Regions from separate parts of the Homo sapiens genome. Here region 1 is linked to region 2. Evidence: read pairs that join two places in POLR2A ChIA-PET (ENCODE). Cell type or tissue: K562. All regions are shown on one strand. Links, peaks and the distances in the headings refer to the core of each region. The heading gives the core; the rest is flanking DNA.

The links. ChIA-PET counts read pairs that join two places held together with the same protein. Peaks named below come from ENCODE experiments on the same cell type or tissue, not always from the same donor. Only the 100,000 strongest peaks of a DNase experiment are listed, where the experiment ranks them.
Region 1: POLR2A ChIA-PET joins it to region 2 with 10 read pairs; 2 of 35 experiments call an interaction of 5 or more read pairs at or near these places.

What each region holds. Positions count from the first base shown.
Region 1 is chr5:138,592,687-138,601,016 of GRCh38, reverse strand. No RefSeq gene overlaps it. Among named protein-coding and RNA genes, the nearest start is that of HSPA9, 21 kb to the right of the region's middle. In K562, for the core only: CTCF peaks have their summits at 5,432 (motif pointing left) and 6,160; no DNase peak of the experiment used is centred there; H3K27me3 peaks cover 2,606 bases.
Region 2 is chr5:140,178,604-140,186,933 of GRCh38, reverse strand. All of the region lies in intron 1 of CYSTM1 (cysteine rich transmembrane module containing 1), which reads right to left. Among named protein-coding and RNA genes, the nearest start is that of CYSTM1, 7.6 kb to the right of the region's middle. In K562, for the core only: no CTCF peak of the experiment used is centred there; DNase peaks (open chromatin) are centred at 3,753, 3,992 and 6,830.

The DNA of each region.
Region 1 (8,330 bases), core at 74-8,073, 1.6 Mb after region 2:
CCGCGCTCAGCCCATCATTTGTGTTTCTTAAGCAATTTCATTTGAATGAGCTAGATGTACTCTACAGTCAAAAAGGCAAAAAGACAACGCATGCTGTAATGGACACGAGTTTCTCCCCAAGTGTTGCTTCCTTAGGGGATCAATCTCTTTAGTTATTCCAAAACCACATGGTCCTGGGAGTGGCAAGATCCTCCCCTGGACTTCAGGGGTAAGGACATGACCCAGGCCTAGCCCATCAGATTACTCCACACCTCTAGGCACAGCAACTGATTCAGAGAAGGACGTAGAACTCAAACCAGACCAATCACAGTGCTCTCCGGGCTTCTGCAGGAGCTATGGAAAAAATACATACTCTCTCCATGGAATGGTGAGTTCTGAGGGTAGCGCTGGTTTGGAGCTGCTGGTGGCCACCTGGCTGCCATATGTGAAGAGCCTGTCTGACCCTGAAGCAAGGCAGCAACAAGCAAAGCCAAGGAACAGGGATAGTCTGTACCCCATGCACCATTTGTTTTTGTGTGTGGGTGTTTTTGTTTGTTTGTTAATTTTCTTTTCTGAGACAGAGTCTTGCTCTGTCACCCAGGCTGGAGTGCAGTGGCACAATCTCAGCTCACTGCAACCTCCACCTCCCAGGTTCAATTAATTCTCCTGCCTCAGCCTCCTGAGTAGCTAGGATTACAGGTGTGTGCTACCACACCTGGCTAATTTTTTTTTTTTTTTTAGATGGAGTCTCTGTCACCCAGGCTGGAGTGCAGTGGCCCAATCTCAGCTCACTGCAAGCTCTGCCTCCCGGGTTCATGCCATTCTCCTGCCTCAGCCTCCCGAGTAGCTGGAACTACAGGTGCCTGCCACCACGCCCAGCTAATTTTTGTATTTTTAGTAGAGACAGGGATCCACCGTGTTAGCCAAGATGGGCTTGATCTCCTGACCTCATGATCCGCCCGCCTTGGCCTCCCAAAGTGCTGAGATTACAGGCATGAGCCACCGCGCCCTGCATTTTTGTATTTTTAGTAGAGACGGGGTTTCACCGTGTTGGCTAGGCTGGTCTCAAACTCCTCACCTCATGATCTGCCTGCCTTGGCCTCCCAAAGTGCTGGGATTACAAATGTGAGCCACCGTGCCCAGCGTGTTTTTTAATAAGCTGGTGTTTTGAAATTTTTATTTATTTTTGTATAAATGGGATCTCGCTATGTTGCCCAGGCTGCTTTTGAACTCCTGGGCTCAAGCAATCCTCCCACCTCAGTCTTCCAAAGTGCTGGGATTACAGGTGTGAGCCACGGTGCCCTGGCCATGATGCATCATTTGAAGTCATGGATCTAGTCTTCCCAAAGCCAGTCGACCATTTTGCTGGAGATGTTTGGAAGAAAACAGCTACCTTTTAGTTAGTTGTCTCTCTGGGATAAGGTCCTTATACTACCTTTCTGTTTGTTTGAGACACAGTCTCGCTCTGTCACTCAGGCTGGAGTGCAGTGGCGCAATCACAGCTCACTGCAACCTCTGCCTCCTGAGTTCAAGTCATTCTCATCCTTCAGCCTCCCAAGTAACTGGGACCACAGGCACACACCACCACGCCTGGCTAATTTTTTTGTATTTTTGGTAGAGACAGGGTTTCACCATGTTGGCCAGGCTGGTCTTGAACTGAGCTCAAGTGATCCACCTGCCTTAGCTTCCCAAAGTGATGGGATTACAGGCATGAGCCACCATTCCTGGCACTACCCCTATTTTATTCCCTCCCACAAAATATGTTGGGAGAAAAGTTATGGAAATGGATAATAATTATCCAAAATTTTCCTTTTCACCTCTAAATCAAAACACAAGATTCCAGATCTCTTGAGAGTAAGAATCAGGAGCCACTCTGATTCTAGAAATAGTGAGTCAACTAAGTGCTTTGAGGTCAGAGATATTTGAGGTGTATCCCTACATCTTTGGGAGCATCTCGATAAACATTTACTGTGCTCTCTGTCTCATTTTCTCTGGGGATCACTATCAAAATAGACGGATCAAGGTACCACCCAGTGGCCTTGCCAGAGAGGGTTCTTTGCCCCCTCACCAACTCCCTTCCCATCCTCACCACTAGTGGGAAGGAGGTCTTCAACATAACGGTGCATTGAAGTTAAGCTCTAAGGGGTGACAGAAGCAATGAGGAACCGTCTTGGAGGTGCTTTACTGGAAGAAAGTAAGAATCCACCTTCATCCTTCCAAAATAGAGCCAGACCTTGGCCAGGCGCTGTGGCTATAATGCCAGCACTTTGGGAGGCCAAGGTGGGCGGATCATCTTAGGTCAGTAGTTCAAGACCAGCCTAGCCAACATGGAGAAACCCCATCTCTACTAAAAATGCAAAAATTAGCCAGGCGTGGTGGCACACACCTGTAATCCGAGCTACTCAGGAGGCTGAGGCAGGAGAATCGCTTTAACCTGGGAGGCAGAGGTTGCAGTGAACCAAAATCACACCACTGCACTCCAGCCTGGGCAACAGACCGAGACACTGTCTCAAAAAATTAAAATTAAAATTAAAAAATGGAGCCAGACCCAATCTCACAGGCCCTAATAATGAAGCCTGGACTCAGAGAAGAAAGCAGGGGGTAGAAAGGAAGGAGGAGGAAATTTAAAGGGAACAATTGCAAAAAGATTGAAAAAGAAAGCCCCAAGAACAAAATAGCATCATGAAGAGGCCAAGAAGCTGAGCAAAACATAGCAGAGGGATGACAAGACCTGAGTACCTGCCGCCTTTCCTCAGAGCAGCCGGTTCCCTGGGCAGGTGCTGGGCTTCTTCCAGAGAGCTCCGGACCCTGCCCAGGGGAGTGTGGCGCTCAGGGCGCAGCTGGCTCCCAGGCAGAGCACAGACCTACCCGGCTGACTGTCTAGTCATGGCTCAAAGGTTCTTCCAGTCAATGTGCTTCCTTTACTGGTTAAACCTATGGAACCTCAGCCTGTGGCTCTCTGCTAACAAGGCTTTTTATACCCTTGCTACCACAGCTGTCTGCCAGATGCCTATTGAAGGAGCCATCTATTGCTAGAAAAACACACTCCACTTCTTTTTCAGTGGGCCTTTACTCCTCTATGCTTTCTGAACATAGAGAGAGGGGCTGTTGTTCCCAATGCTCGTTGTCATTGGGCATTAATCATCACTATACTCACAGGGCTCTCTACAGCCATTTGGGTTGCTCAATACTCTGCCACTTGGGAGAGCGGCTGTATTAGGTCAGGTTCCCCAGAAGCAGAGCCTGAGGTAGGATTCAAGGCACACGATTTATTGAGATGTGGCTTCAGAAGAAAGAGAATGAAGGAAGCAGGGAAGGGTAGGAGAGAAGGATATGGCTGCAACTTTGTGTTTAGCCTCAGCCTGACTCCACTGGGGGGTACTCAAGAGCATAAACAGCACCAAGGAATTGATCCTTTCTTGCAATGAAGGGGCTGGTCTTTGTACCCTCTTGGCTGAAACCTGAAGGGGATGGGTACAGGAGGGTACAAAGGGTCTCCTACACACTGGGAGCAATTTTCTGGAGGCGGGGACATCTGTGAGCTATTGGAGTCCCAGATAACAGCTGGGGGATGGATACACTGAAAAGGTAAAGGGAATCTGGGCAGGGTACCAGCAGCATCCAATACAGCTACACGTTAGTTGGCCAGGGCTGATGTAACACAATACCATAGACTGGGTGACTTAAACAACAGACATTTATTTTCTTACAGTTCAGGAGGCTAGAAGTCCAAGATGGGGGCAGTAAGAGGGGGAGAGGGGGAGGCAGAGTAGAGAAACCAAGCCCTCTGGTGTCTCTTCCTATAAGGGAACTAATCCCACCCTGAGGGACCCATCTTCATGACCTCACTTTAATCTGACTGCCTCCGCAAAGTCCCACCTCCAAATACCATCTGGGCATTAGGGCTTCAACATACGAATTTTGGGGGCACACAGTTCAGTCCATAGCAGCTACCATTTTCTAAACAGGAAAGCCAGCTTTGTTCCATGAGAGCCATTTCCCCACCAGTCATTTCCCTGCCACCTAAATTCCTCTGGGAACCCCATTTGTTGACTGATATGGAAGAGTTAAGTTTAAACCCCAGCTAGCAGAAACAGGCCTAGGATCTCCCAATGGCTTCTCTTTCTTCTGCCTTAGCAGATGCTCTGCTTGATCTGGGAAAATCAGGCTGGGAATGCTTGCAAGCCTCAGTCCTTGGTAAGTATTCTGGAGGTGACAGCTGAGGCATGTGCATGCACTCCTACCCAGCTCAGGCTTTGAAGCTCGGGAGCAGAGCCATTAACATTCTCTTCAGCCCACAGATAGTTCTCTTCAGCCCTTGTTGGTCTCATTTTCTTCCCTCCTGACTTTTTCATCAAGAGCAGCAGCTTTCTTGTTCCTAGAACCTTTTCTTCTCTTCAAAGAGCTCTGGTCCCCAGGGAGGCCTGTGGCAGAGAGACTTGCCAGACACTTCTGGGTTCCCAATGAAGAGGAGACCATGCCACCTGCTTTGCAGCTAAGAACCCAAGCACCCCCGCTCCCTTCACAGATGCCTTCAGGATTGAGCAAAGGACCAGCCAGGGGGGCCCACTTGCCCCCTGGTTTCCTGGGCATCTGCAGGGGTTAGGCCGTGGGCTAGAGGGACTATCCTGCTGGGTCCTCAGGTCCACTCCTACTTCTGAATTTGGGCTATTTAAATAGAGGAGGTCAGAGAGGATAGTCACAGAGAGTAGGAATCCACCCACTGCCCCACCTCCATTCTGAAGCTATGAGAGGAGGTGGGGAGGGCTCCTTTCACAGAAGACCTCCTGTAGGCTGGAGAGGGGCAGAGAAGAGTTCTCAGTGGGAGCACCGTTCACGCCTGTGTGATTTATTAAGAGCTACTATCTATCAAGCTGTGTGGGGGGGTGCTTAGAGAATAGGAAAAAGTAATATCGGGGAAACTTAAATTCTACTAGCCCCAAAGCAAATTTCCTAAGCAGTCTACAGATGTTAGTAAAAGGGACTCCAGTGCTTGCAATTCAGACAGAGGAGAGTCAAGCAGATGGTAATTCACCATCATTGTCTAAACTTTCCTCTTAGGGCTGCCCTTTCTCCAAGAGCCACTGGTTGTATCCCTGTTCCCCCATGAGGTTTTGCAGGGGTGAGCGAATTGTGCCATATTCCTCCACTGCCCAGGACTTGGTTCTGTCATCTCTGCATCTTCCCTGCCCCATGCCCTACAGTTGTCTCAGGAATCCGAGCACTCACTCCTTACAGTTGCTTCTGCAGTGATTCCAGAGAGATACAAGAAAGCAACCTCCCCAGGAGCATATTTTATCAAACTCCTGTGCAGTCAGAACAACAGTTATGGCAATGAGGTGCCATCATTTTTATTCATTTCCCTGTCCCCTCTGGCTGCAGAGCTGGGCCCAGCATCACATTGCACACCAGCCCAGGTAGGCCCAGCAGCACACAGAGGACTGTGACTCCATCTGCTGGCTTGACAGCAGCTCCAGATCAGAGCCTTTGAATTCCTTGCAAGGCAGGCTCTGGCTCTGAACTGGAAGACCAAGAAGTCTTTTCATCATGATAAAGTAAAGATATTCAGCCATTTTGTCAAAGGCGATGACATCTACCCCTCCCACCTTAAACCCATAGACACAGATACAAATACGCCAGGGAAACACTGAGCCAAGGATTGTTGATCTCTCTGACAGGAGTTAGGGAAGGCAGCCCAGTAGCCACTGGCTGTGCTGTGCATAAGCATTGCTTTGGGGGCTATAATAGAGACCTTCATACAACAAGAGGACAGCTCCAAACCGAGGTAGGGGTGGGATCAGAAAAACACTAATGAAATTAGCGTTTTCTTCTTTCCATCATGCCCTTCACCTCTACTTGCCTTCTTTATGAAAGAGGCTTCCTCTGTAGATTACTTAACTATTCCCAAGGGCCTGTGGTCCATGCAGAGTCATCTTTATCCTCAAGATTTCTTACTGCTCTTACTGAGCAAGGAAAGGATGAGGGCCCACTTTAGAGATGAGAACAATTAAGCTTCCTTGAGAGAAGACAGGAGAACAATAATATTACCTACCTATACTCAGAAAATAACCACTTGGTTCCTGAAATCCCTTGTTTGATGACATTGTGTTATTTGGAAATTTCAGTAAGGCTCCAATATGCAGTACCCATGTCATACCAAAGTGAGGCGCCAGCAATGATGCAAATTTTCATAGGAAACAGTTGACAATCACTTATGGGACTCTCAAATTTTCACCCCTATCAAGGGGAAAAAGAAATTGTTGGATATTAAGAGAATGTTTCTGAAAAGGATTTATTCGGTGCAAAGTATTCGTGTGCTATGGGTACCCCCTCCAAAAGAAAGAGGATACCTGTGTTTCACTACAAGCCTAATGAGAAGAGCTTGGAAGAGACTCCTAGGAGAGTTTGATATGTGTCTTCTCCTGCAGTTAGCAGGACAGAGTGGTCTAATTTCTGACTCCAGCCCAAAAAAATGTAGAAGCCACCATATGTGCTAGCAGCTGCTTTGTGATGCTGGGATTTGTTCAGAGCTTGTGTGGGCAAAAACCTGTTTCTCACAGACCTGAGGTGGGGCACATGCATAGGGGGATGTTTTGGAGAGCATTTTAGATCCTGACCAATAGGAATGTCAGAGGGCAAACAGGCCTGAGCAGAAGAGAAACTGGAAATGGACTGTTACATTATGAGGGTCTGGAGAGGGCGAAAGCAACTGACAAGAGGGGAGTCCACTTGCCCAGGCCACTGGGAACTGCTGCAGCAGCAGCAGCAGCAGCAGCAGCAGCAGCAGCAGCAGCAGCAGCAGCAGTGTGTGTGTGTGTGTGTGTGTGTGTGTGCGCAGATCTCTGAAGAACCCACAAAAGTGCTTTATGAGAAAGCTAGATTTAAACACTGGCCACACTGGGAGGTAGGAGAGTGCAAAGCCAGCTTTGACATGAGACAAGTACCATATTTTCTGTCGCCTCTTAGTTTCTTGTGCTCTAATTCTAGAAGGATCAGAAACTTCAGAAGAGAAAGACTACACCCTTTCTTTTCATTTGCAGCAGGCCCCAGATAGGAAGGACAAATAGCAAATAGCTTAAGCTTCGAAAACCAAGCAGAAACATTGATAATACCAAGCTGAACATTTTAAGTGCCTAATTGAAATCATGCTGTACTGCGTACAGTGGCTATAAGGCTTCCTAACACCTCCAAGGGATCCTGAAAAGTATTTGTCCAGGAGCACACTTAAGACCATCACTACAAAGCAGGTTTAAAGAAACAGTGGGGCCAGGCGCAGTGGCTCACGCCTGTGATCTCAACACTTTGGCAGGCCGAGGTGGGCAGATTGCTTGAGGTTAGGAGTTCGAGACCAGCCTGGCCAACACAGCGAAATCCCGTCTCTACTAAAAAAAAAAAAAATAGCTGGGCATGGTGGCAGGCACCTGTAATCCCAGCTACTCAAGAGGCTGAGGCAAGAAAATTGCTTGAACCCTGGAGGCAGAGATTGCAGTGAGCCAAGATCACACCACTGCACTCCAGCCTCGGCAACAGAGCAAGACTCTGTCTTGAAAAAAAAAAAAAGAAAAGAAGAAACAGTGGGAGCTGAAAACAAAGTTTCTGTTATGATTATACCCCATCAGTACTGCTTGTCATTGTTCCAGTTGCAGTTATAAAAGTTGTTCTTCAATCTTTATTTTAAAAATAATTAAAACACCAAAGGACTCATAAGAAGAGGAGCTATTGTCAGAGCTAACAGTTCTCCTTGGCTTAACAATGTTTCAGTGTCCTTGTGGAAAATGAGGCTTCCAGCTCAGCCCACTTCTCCTCTTTCTTCTTCATTTCCTGAAGACTCTCTCTTCCCTCCTCCTGTTACTCTGCAGTATATAGCACAGTTCTGAGTACAGCCACTTTTAACAACATCATAAAACTCCCTCAGTCCTGCCCCCAACCCTGCCCATCTTCAGGAATACCATAAGGACTCAGAAGTCATCTCGACTGAGTTTCAGAGTCTCCTCCATGGTAACACTTGCTGCCATCTTCTCAATTTTACCTCTTTTTTTTTTTTTTTTTTTTGAGCCAGAGTCTCACCCTGTTGCCCAGGCCGGAGTGCAGTGGCACAATCTTGGCTCACTGCAACCTCCGCCTCCCAGGTTCAAGGGATTCCCCTGCCTCAGCCTCCCCAGTGGCTGGGATTACAGGCACGTGCCACCGCGTCCAGCTAATTTTTGTATTTTTAGTAGAGACGGGGTTTCACCATGTTGGCCAGGCTGGTCTCGAACTCCTGACCTCAGGTGATCTGCCTGCCTCGGCCTCTCAATACCTCCTCATTCTTTCCCTACAGTTGGGGAATGAGATACATACGCTTACACCCA
Region 2 (8,330 bases), core at 209-8,208:
GGCTGGTCTTGAGCTCCTGACCTCAGGCAATCTGCCCGCCTCAGCCTCCCAAAGTGCTGGGATTACAGTGTAACCCACCACACCTGGCCTAGAATTACTGAGTTTTATACTGCCATATCATCTCTGGTTTAGAGTTTTCATCAAATTTTGGCATTGACATATTAGTTTATTCCATTCACACAGTCATTTGTTCATCCATAAATACTTATAGGAGCATCAACTATAACCCAGTACTACTGGGTTCCAGGTGCTGCTGAGATAATGGTAAGCAAGAGACAGTTCCTATTCAGGGTATGAGAGAGACAGACAATAACACCAGCAATCACAAAACCAAGCGAAGATAGAGGAAGCAGAGCGTACTGTAAGCTCAAAGTAGAGATAACTAATTACTCAGGGAAGTCAGAGAAAGATTCTAATAGAAGTGATGATCACATGACTAAGCATAAACAGAAATTCGTATTACTCCAAATTTCATACTCTGCAGAGGCAAGAATCTGTGAGATGTTTCAGAGAAAAAGCAAAGCACATTTGAGGAACTGACTAGGTTCTAATGGCTGAAGCACACTTCACGGGATGAGGCCAAAGGGTCAGCTCATAAACAGCCTTGCTAAGAGCAGACTTCTAGGTTTGCTGCATCTTCCTTTTCTATCGTTATTCTTTATTTCTTTTAAAAGGATTCATGTAACTTTATGTTTGTTTGTTGAATACTATTGACAAACTTAATAATTCACTTATTTCATATGTATTAAGTACCTACTACATATCAGGCCTAGAGCTGGAGATAAGAGGTAAAGAACTATATAGCTGGCTTGCTCCTCCCCTTCAGTATTGCTATTAATATAAATAAAATTATCACTTCCATTTGTCTGCTATTGCATCAGATGGAATATGCTGGAAGTTTTCCAAATTTTAAGGATATGGTGAAGGTAGTTTGACAGAATAGACAAAACTTACTTTGGGAGGTCCAAAAGGCAGTTACCTCAAAGTGTTACACAAGTTACTAAAACTGAAGTATAAGTAGAAGCCCAAATGACTCCCCAATCGGAAGAGTCATACCATACTTGTGAATGTACAGTGAGCAGAGGTAAGAAATGATGGTCTCAAATCTTAAACCCAAGGCCAAAGTCACAACAATAGGCATTCCAGAACTGTAGGCCTTCTCCTAGGAAGAACTTGCTCCTGATATGGACACTTTAACACAGGAGCCCCAGGGGGATAGCAATAGCAGGGATTTACATTTTTAAAGATGGTAGCAGTGCTCCCAGTAACAGTGCAACACCAGGAGACCTCTGATAGTCAGCATAACGTGGACAAGATATTTCTTTTTACGACTTGCTCAGCATTTTAAACACATTGCTGGGTATTGCCATTTTCTAAATTGCTCTTCTTTTAGGGACAGACTGGAGGAAGACAACCTGCAGTATTACTCCATTATTGTCCAAATACTGATTCTGGTCTCAACCTCCCAAATATCATTAGCCATCCCCTACTTCATTCAATATCTCTTGTTTGCCAGAGTTTTACCAGGCCCTGAGCTATTCTCATATAGTCAATGAATGAATAAGTATTAGAACGTATCTTTTGTATCAACATTTTGGCTGTGGCTTCACAATAGCCCCTCTATGGAGTACAAAATGATACACAGCTCAGATATGGGACCTTTCGCTGAACAAGGGCATCAAAGTGCACATGGAAGGCAAAAACTAACAATGGATCATCTACCTCTGAAGGCCCTGGCCCAGAGTGATGAAGAGGTTCAGAGACTGTCTTATTTTCCTTTCTCACAAAAAATATCTGATACAAAAACCACACACTGCTTTTATAACTGAGTTCATATGAAGCTAAAAATCTACAAACTATTTAGTAACATAGTTTGCTAATGCCATTCAGATAATTGCTTTAAGCCGCTATCCCCAACATTAAGATAACACAAAGATGTAAGTATTCTCAACTTGTCCTGATAGATTAGGAACAGCAAATTCTGAAAAGTCATACCATACCTACATTAATTATCCATAGTTCAGAATTATTTGAAAATGTGACTACAGTCAATCTTGTCTCCCTCCAATACTAAACTTGGTAGGTACATTTTAGCATTCTTCCAGACTTAGAGACTTTCTGAGGGAATTCAGAGAAGTTCCCTTCAACAGAGGATAACATATCATCTGCTAAAACCTTTCTCCATAAAGCTTTCTGTAAAGAACCTCTAGTTGGATCCAGGGCTTGGTGCTCTGTAAGATATAACATTTATAAACATTCCTGGGAAAAAAGACATTACTACCTGAAAATATCAACAACTAAAATGACCTATCCTTAGCCACCAGGTATTGGTGTCCCATTCCTCCCTAATGTTTAGAGCAGACAGCCTTTCTTTTTATAGCGGGTCTATCCTTTTTTCTTATAAACTCTTCAATAAAGACATATTTTTAAGTAAAACCCCAAATAAATACATAAAAACACCCTATCCTTTGAACGAGCAATTCTACCTTTAGGAATTTATCTTACAGATATATACTAGTGCCAGCCGGTATGCCAAAAAAAAAAAACCCAACTTTATACACATGCATATATATTAAATATAATGTTCATCAATATGAGAATGGTTAAATAAACCATGGTATTTCCAATCCATGGAACTGCTGCTATATGACGCTTCAGAAGAATAAGTTAGAACTACCTGTGCTGATATGAAAAAGCACCAACATGGTGGGAAAAAAACAAATTGCAACACAGTGCATTCTATTACCCCATTTGGGTTTAAAAATAAACTTCTATTTCTAAACCTGAATAGATCACACAGTTACACTAATGAATACAATTATTGATTAAACTGTACATTATACATACTTTTTTATACATATGTTATATTTAACAATGAAAGTTAAAACCCTTGCTAATCATCTTTAGGTAAAGTAGCCACATGGCTTTTACAAGAAAATAATCAATTTTTTAACTCATTAAGCAGGAAAGCCATGCTCCTAGATGCTTCCAACAATCCATCTAACCACATGGGAAGACAATTTGGTCCAGTTGCTACCTGGGAAAACCTAGCTTCAGGGCAGGATCCACAGCTGCAAATAGTCCTGTGGGTTCCAGGCTAACCTCACCCAAGGGCTCCTTCTCCAGCCTTCATTCATCATGTATGGTCCTCTGCAAAAGCTAGAGGACTGCCTGGATGCAGTATTCCCCTCTGCATTCAGCTTATGGAAGGGTCCCCACAGGTAAGCCTCAGCCCCTTGTCTAATGGATCCTGGCATTGTCAGCAAACCCTGATTATAATACCTTCCCCATACTGCTGGGACCCCCATATCGGGGAGGAGCACATCCAGCCTCACCCAACCACTCAGTTCAGGGACTCTGGTCAGTACCCCACCAACACTGCTATCTGAAAGCCAGTAGAGAAATGAAGGTTGGCTTCTCCTCAGAAAAATAGGGTAGGGATCTCTGAATTACATCTAGTCACTGGGACATATAGGACAGCATTATAATTGGAACTTCAAATAGTCAACCCTCAAAGTGAGAATGGAGAGAAAATGGGGCCCAGCAAGAGAGAGGCTCAAAAGAGAGGGCAGTATTGAACAGAAGGGAAAGGAAAAGGGAAGAAAGCTGTGAACACAGAAAGTGAGTTGGGGAATTGAAAGGAGCGGTTAGGGCATGGAGAGAGAGAAAAGGGAAGAACTCTGCCCCCTGCCAAGTTGAGAGGACACACTAGAAAGGGACAGGTCCATCCCTCCCAACAAGCCTGATAAGGCCACTTCCCAGGCCAGGTCCCCTGCCAGCCCAGCCCCTGAAAGACAGGCTCTGCCTGCCTCCTCCCAGAGCATTAGATTAGGCTTTGTGGGAAAGTTGAAATCTTGATGATTTAGAAAGAGGCCCCTACAGCTTAACGTGCTGGCAATTTAACTAAGCGCTCCTGGTTCCTGATGAATACCAAGCCAGCCTGGCTTTGCTCCATCATGAAAGCACGCTCTCCTGACCCTCTGAGGGAGCAGCAGCTCAGTCAGCACTGCGGGGTGGCTCTTAATGGACAACAGTGAATTTCACATCAAACCAGGAAGTACCACTCATGCCTATCATGTGCTGCACCCTAAGAGACCATACAACCCAGGGCAGCTCACCCTCCCCCTTTCTTCTGTTTTCATAGGATTCTTAAAGGAATAGGCTTTACGGACAATGAAGATTGGGGGAAAAAAATTCTAGATGATAACTTCAGTTTCTATCATTAGCAACATCCACAAACAGTTCTCTATATGTGAAAGGAACTCAAAGTAGTTTGGGTTATTGATGAGTTAAAAAAAAAAAAAGCATCCCTCCTGCCCCCCAAGAAAGATCTGAGTTTCCCAGGAGAATCTGAGTTTTCTAAGAGCACGCTGGCACAGAAAGAACAATGTAACACAGCATCAATGAAGCCACACCCCTGGCAGAGGGCCTAGAATTTAATATAGTATACAGCCTCACCACCACTCAGGCCTCTTTTTGGCAAACTTCAGATCAAAACAGAAGTGGTTTCACATTGCATTTACCTCTTGTTACCTCCTAGATTCTTCATTCTGTGGCCTTCCTAGTATCATAGAACCACACAAGTTTTAGGAAAAGATAGGATTGAAGGGGCCCTCTCTGAAGGCCTGCCTACTCCAAACCATCCTACCACCCATCTACTGCTGCCTGAAAAACTCACTATTAGTGAGTCATATCTTTGGGTAAAGGCTGTATTGCCCCAGGTGGGATATGTGGAACTTGGGGAACATGGACAAACAACTTCAATAATTTATACCTTCTATTTGTGACAGGTGATGTAGTAGTTATCAGTTTAAGGCAATGATATCGTTTCCCTTTTAAACAAATTTTAGGGTTTTAAAAAATGGGTCAACTTTAAGAAGAATGTTAAACAACAGTACAGATGACATAAAGATAAGACAAAAATCATGCAGGGGAACACAAATGAAGTGTGAAAAACACTAGGGTTTACTTTCAAGACCCTCCCTTTAAATACAACTACCCGGCCGAAGGTGGTGTCACACGCCTGTGATCCCAGCACTTTGGGAAGCTGAGGCAGGAGGATCCCTTGAGGCTAGGACTTTAAGAATGGCCTAGTCAACATAGCAAGACCTAGTCAACATAGCAAAAAATACAGACGGGGGTCCTGCTATCTTGCAGTGGCAGTGGCCCCCGTGGCTCTTGCAGGTGCAGTGGCTCATGCAGCAGGATTGCCTGAGCTCAGGAGTTTGAGACCAGCCTGGGCAACATAGTGAGACCCCCATCTCTATGAAATATAAATAAAAAATTAACCAGGCACAGTGATATGTGCCTGTAGTCCTAGCTACTCAGGAGACTGAGGTGGGAAGATCTTTTGAGCCCAGGAGTTTGAGCCTGCACTGAGCTATGATCATGCCATGCACTCCAGTCTGGCAGATTGTCCCTAAAGCAAAATAATAATCAGTAAGTAAATACAATTATCCCTCATTAGTTTCTCACACAGCCACCACCAGACATTAAAGGCCACCAAAAATTAGTTCAACAAAGTTAGCAGAGCCAGAAGGGTGCAGAAACTGCGATCAAAGATTAGATTGGCTTTAGAGAGGGTGGTGTTGGGGAGGAAAGGCTGTTAGTGGGGAAGAGGCAGAAGGGCAAAGTCTGGAGTGTCCAGGAAGCTAGTGGCAGCAGGAAAGCACTAAGTATTCGACTTAACAATAAGGGCTCACAGAATAGCCACATTCTTACAAATGTCCCCCTCTTCACACACTTTCTCCCCAACTGACTCTGCCTAAGATTCTGAAACTGAAAGCTGACCAGTAAAGTACTGCGTGCAGCATTAAACGTTTAACGTGGCAGAAGTCTAGCACCATTTCCCAGGTCTTCCTCTCCCCAAATGTCTTTGTAGTTCAACTGTTTCCCATCCCTACTTTTCTCTGAATAAGAAGCATGCCTAGATAGTTTTCAGTTACGATGTTTTCTGAGCCAATGCTCTTGAGACTGGCTAATGATTCTTTAGTACAAATAATCAGGAAACTAGTGATAGGAACCTCTGAATAAGGCATTTACTCTTCAGTGAGTAAATTCAGGTAGATCAAACCCTCCTCCCACCATGACCATCAATATTCTCCCTTAAACCATTTAATGAAAAGAGTTTAGAAAAATATAAATCATCTGTTGTTTTGGCAAAGTCATACCACAAGCTTGCTGCCCACAGAGACTGGATTCAAACCATTTGTCTCCTTTGCTTTAGATGTGAGGACCTACCCAGTTTCCAAGATCTGACTTGGAGGCCTAAATCAATAATAATATTCCACATACATCTCCTAAAAGCTATAAAGGAATCATTCCAAGCTCACTTCCTTTTGAAGACTCCTTTGTGTAGTGCCCAAAATGGTGTGAACATTTTTGGTTGTAAAGTGGGAGGGTCAGTTTATGTTCAATTCCCTTGCTTTATACTACTGCTGTTTAATTGCTGACTCCCATTTTATAGCCAAGCCAATTAGTAGCCTTGGCCAAGCGTGAGGAGCTTGGAAGCCTGAAACATGGCACTCAGCTAAGCCTACAGATAACAGAAAGCCTTTTCTGTCAGAATTTCCCTCATGAGAGAGAGCTTGACCTGGCCAACAAATGTCAGAAGTCTAAAAGATGGATGTTGTAGTTCAGTACGTAGTGTCCCTGGGCACATCAGCAAGCACTCGAATCCTACTAGATTGAGTGACAGGACTGGTGGCCTGACACAGGTGAGGGAAATTTTAAAAGATGACTATTTCACTCCTCATCCAATTTACTGAACAATCTTACTCCCTTTTGTCTCTGACCAGCTTAATAACTTACTCCTTTGAGGGCTGTGACACTTTCTGATAATACTCTTGCTGTTAAAAAAGATGCTGGGTCATAGGCTGCCAGTTCCACAGCCTTCTGTTACTGGTTTACTCCAGGCACTCCAAAAAAAGCCAAGACCAGGTTAACAGAGAATAAAAGAAAAAAGAGAGTGAGGCTGGGCGCGGTGACTCACGTCTGTAATCCCAGCACTTTGGGAGGCTGAGGCGGGTGGATCACCTGAGGTCAGGAGTTCGAGACCAGCCTGGCCAACGTGGTGAAACCCCGTCTCTACTAAAAAATACAAAAAATTAGCCAGGCATGGTAGTGCATGCCTGTAGTCCCAGCTACTCGGGAGGCTGAGGCAGGAGAATCGTTTGAACCTGGGAGGCAGAGGTTGCAGTGAGCTGAGATCGTGCCATTGCACTCCGGCCTGGGAGACAGAGCAAGACTCTGTCTCAAAAGAAAAGAAAAGAAAGAAAAAAAAGAGAGTGAACAATCTGAGCTTTACTATTTATATATGAAATATAAACAGGAATTTAGTTAGCCTCAGGCTTCCAAATTTTTATTTTTATTTTTCAGACAGAGTCTTCCTCTGTCTCCCAGGCTGGAGTGCAGTGGCACAATCTTGGCTCATTGCAACCTCCGCCTCCTGGGTTCAAGCAATTCTTGTGCCTCAGCCTCCCGACTTAGCTGGGATTACAGGCGTATGCCACCATGCTCAGCTAGTTTTTGTAATTTTAGTAGAGACAGGGTTTCGCCATGTTGGCCAGGCTGGTCTCGAACTCCTGGCCTCAAGCAATCCACCCACCTCGGCCTCCCAAAGTGCTGAGATTACAGGTGTGGGCCACCGTGCCCAGCCATTTTTTTTTTTTTTAAGCGACAAGATGTCATTCTGTCTTCCAGGCTGGAGTGCGGTGGCGTGATCATGGTTCATTGCAGCCTCAAACTCCTGGGCTCCAGCGATCCTCCCACCTCAGCCTCCTGAGTAGCTAGGATTACAGGCACATACCACATGCCCAGCTAATTTTTAAAAATTTTTTGTAGCTATGGGGTCTCCCTGTGTTGCTCAGGCTGGTCTTGAACTCCTGGGCTCAAGCGATCCTCTTGCCTCAGCCTCCCAAAGTGCTAGGATTACCGCACCGGGCCTCAGATCTTGATTACAGGCTGATTAGTAACCAAGCCCATAAAACCCCAGGAAAAAACAAAGCCAAACAAAACAAAAAACCAGCAAAAAGTCCAGGCATGGTAGCTCATGCCTGTAATCCCAGCACTTTGGGAGGCTGAGGCAGGCAGATTGCTTGAGCCTAGGAGTTTGAGGGGAGCCTGGGCAACATGTCAAAACTCCATCTCCACAAAAAACACAAAAAATTAGCTAGGTGTGGTGGTGCAGGCCTGTAGTCCCAGCTACTCAGGAGACTGAGTCGGGAGGATGGCTTGAGCCCAGGAGGTGGAGGTTGCAGTGAGCTGCGATTACACCACTGCACTCCAGCCCAGGCAACAGAGCCAGAACCTGTCTCAAAAAAATTAAAAAA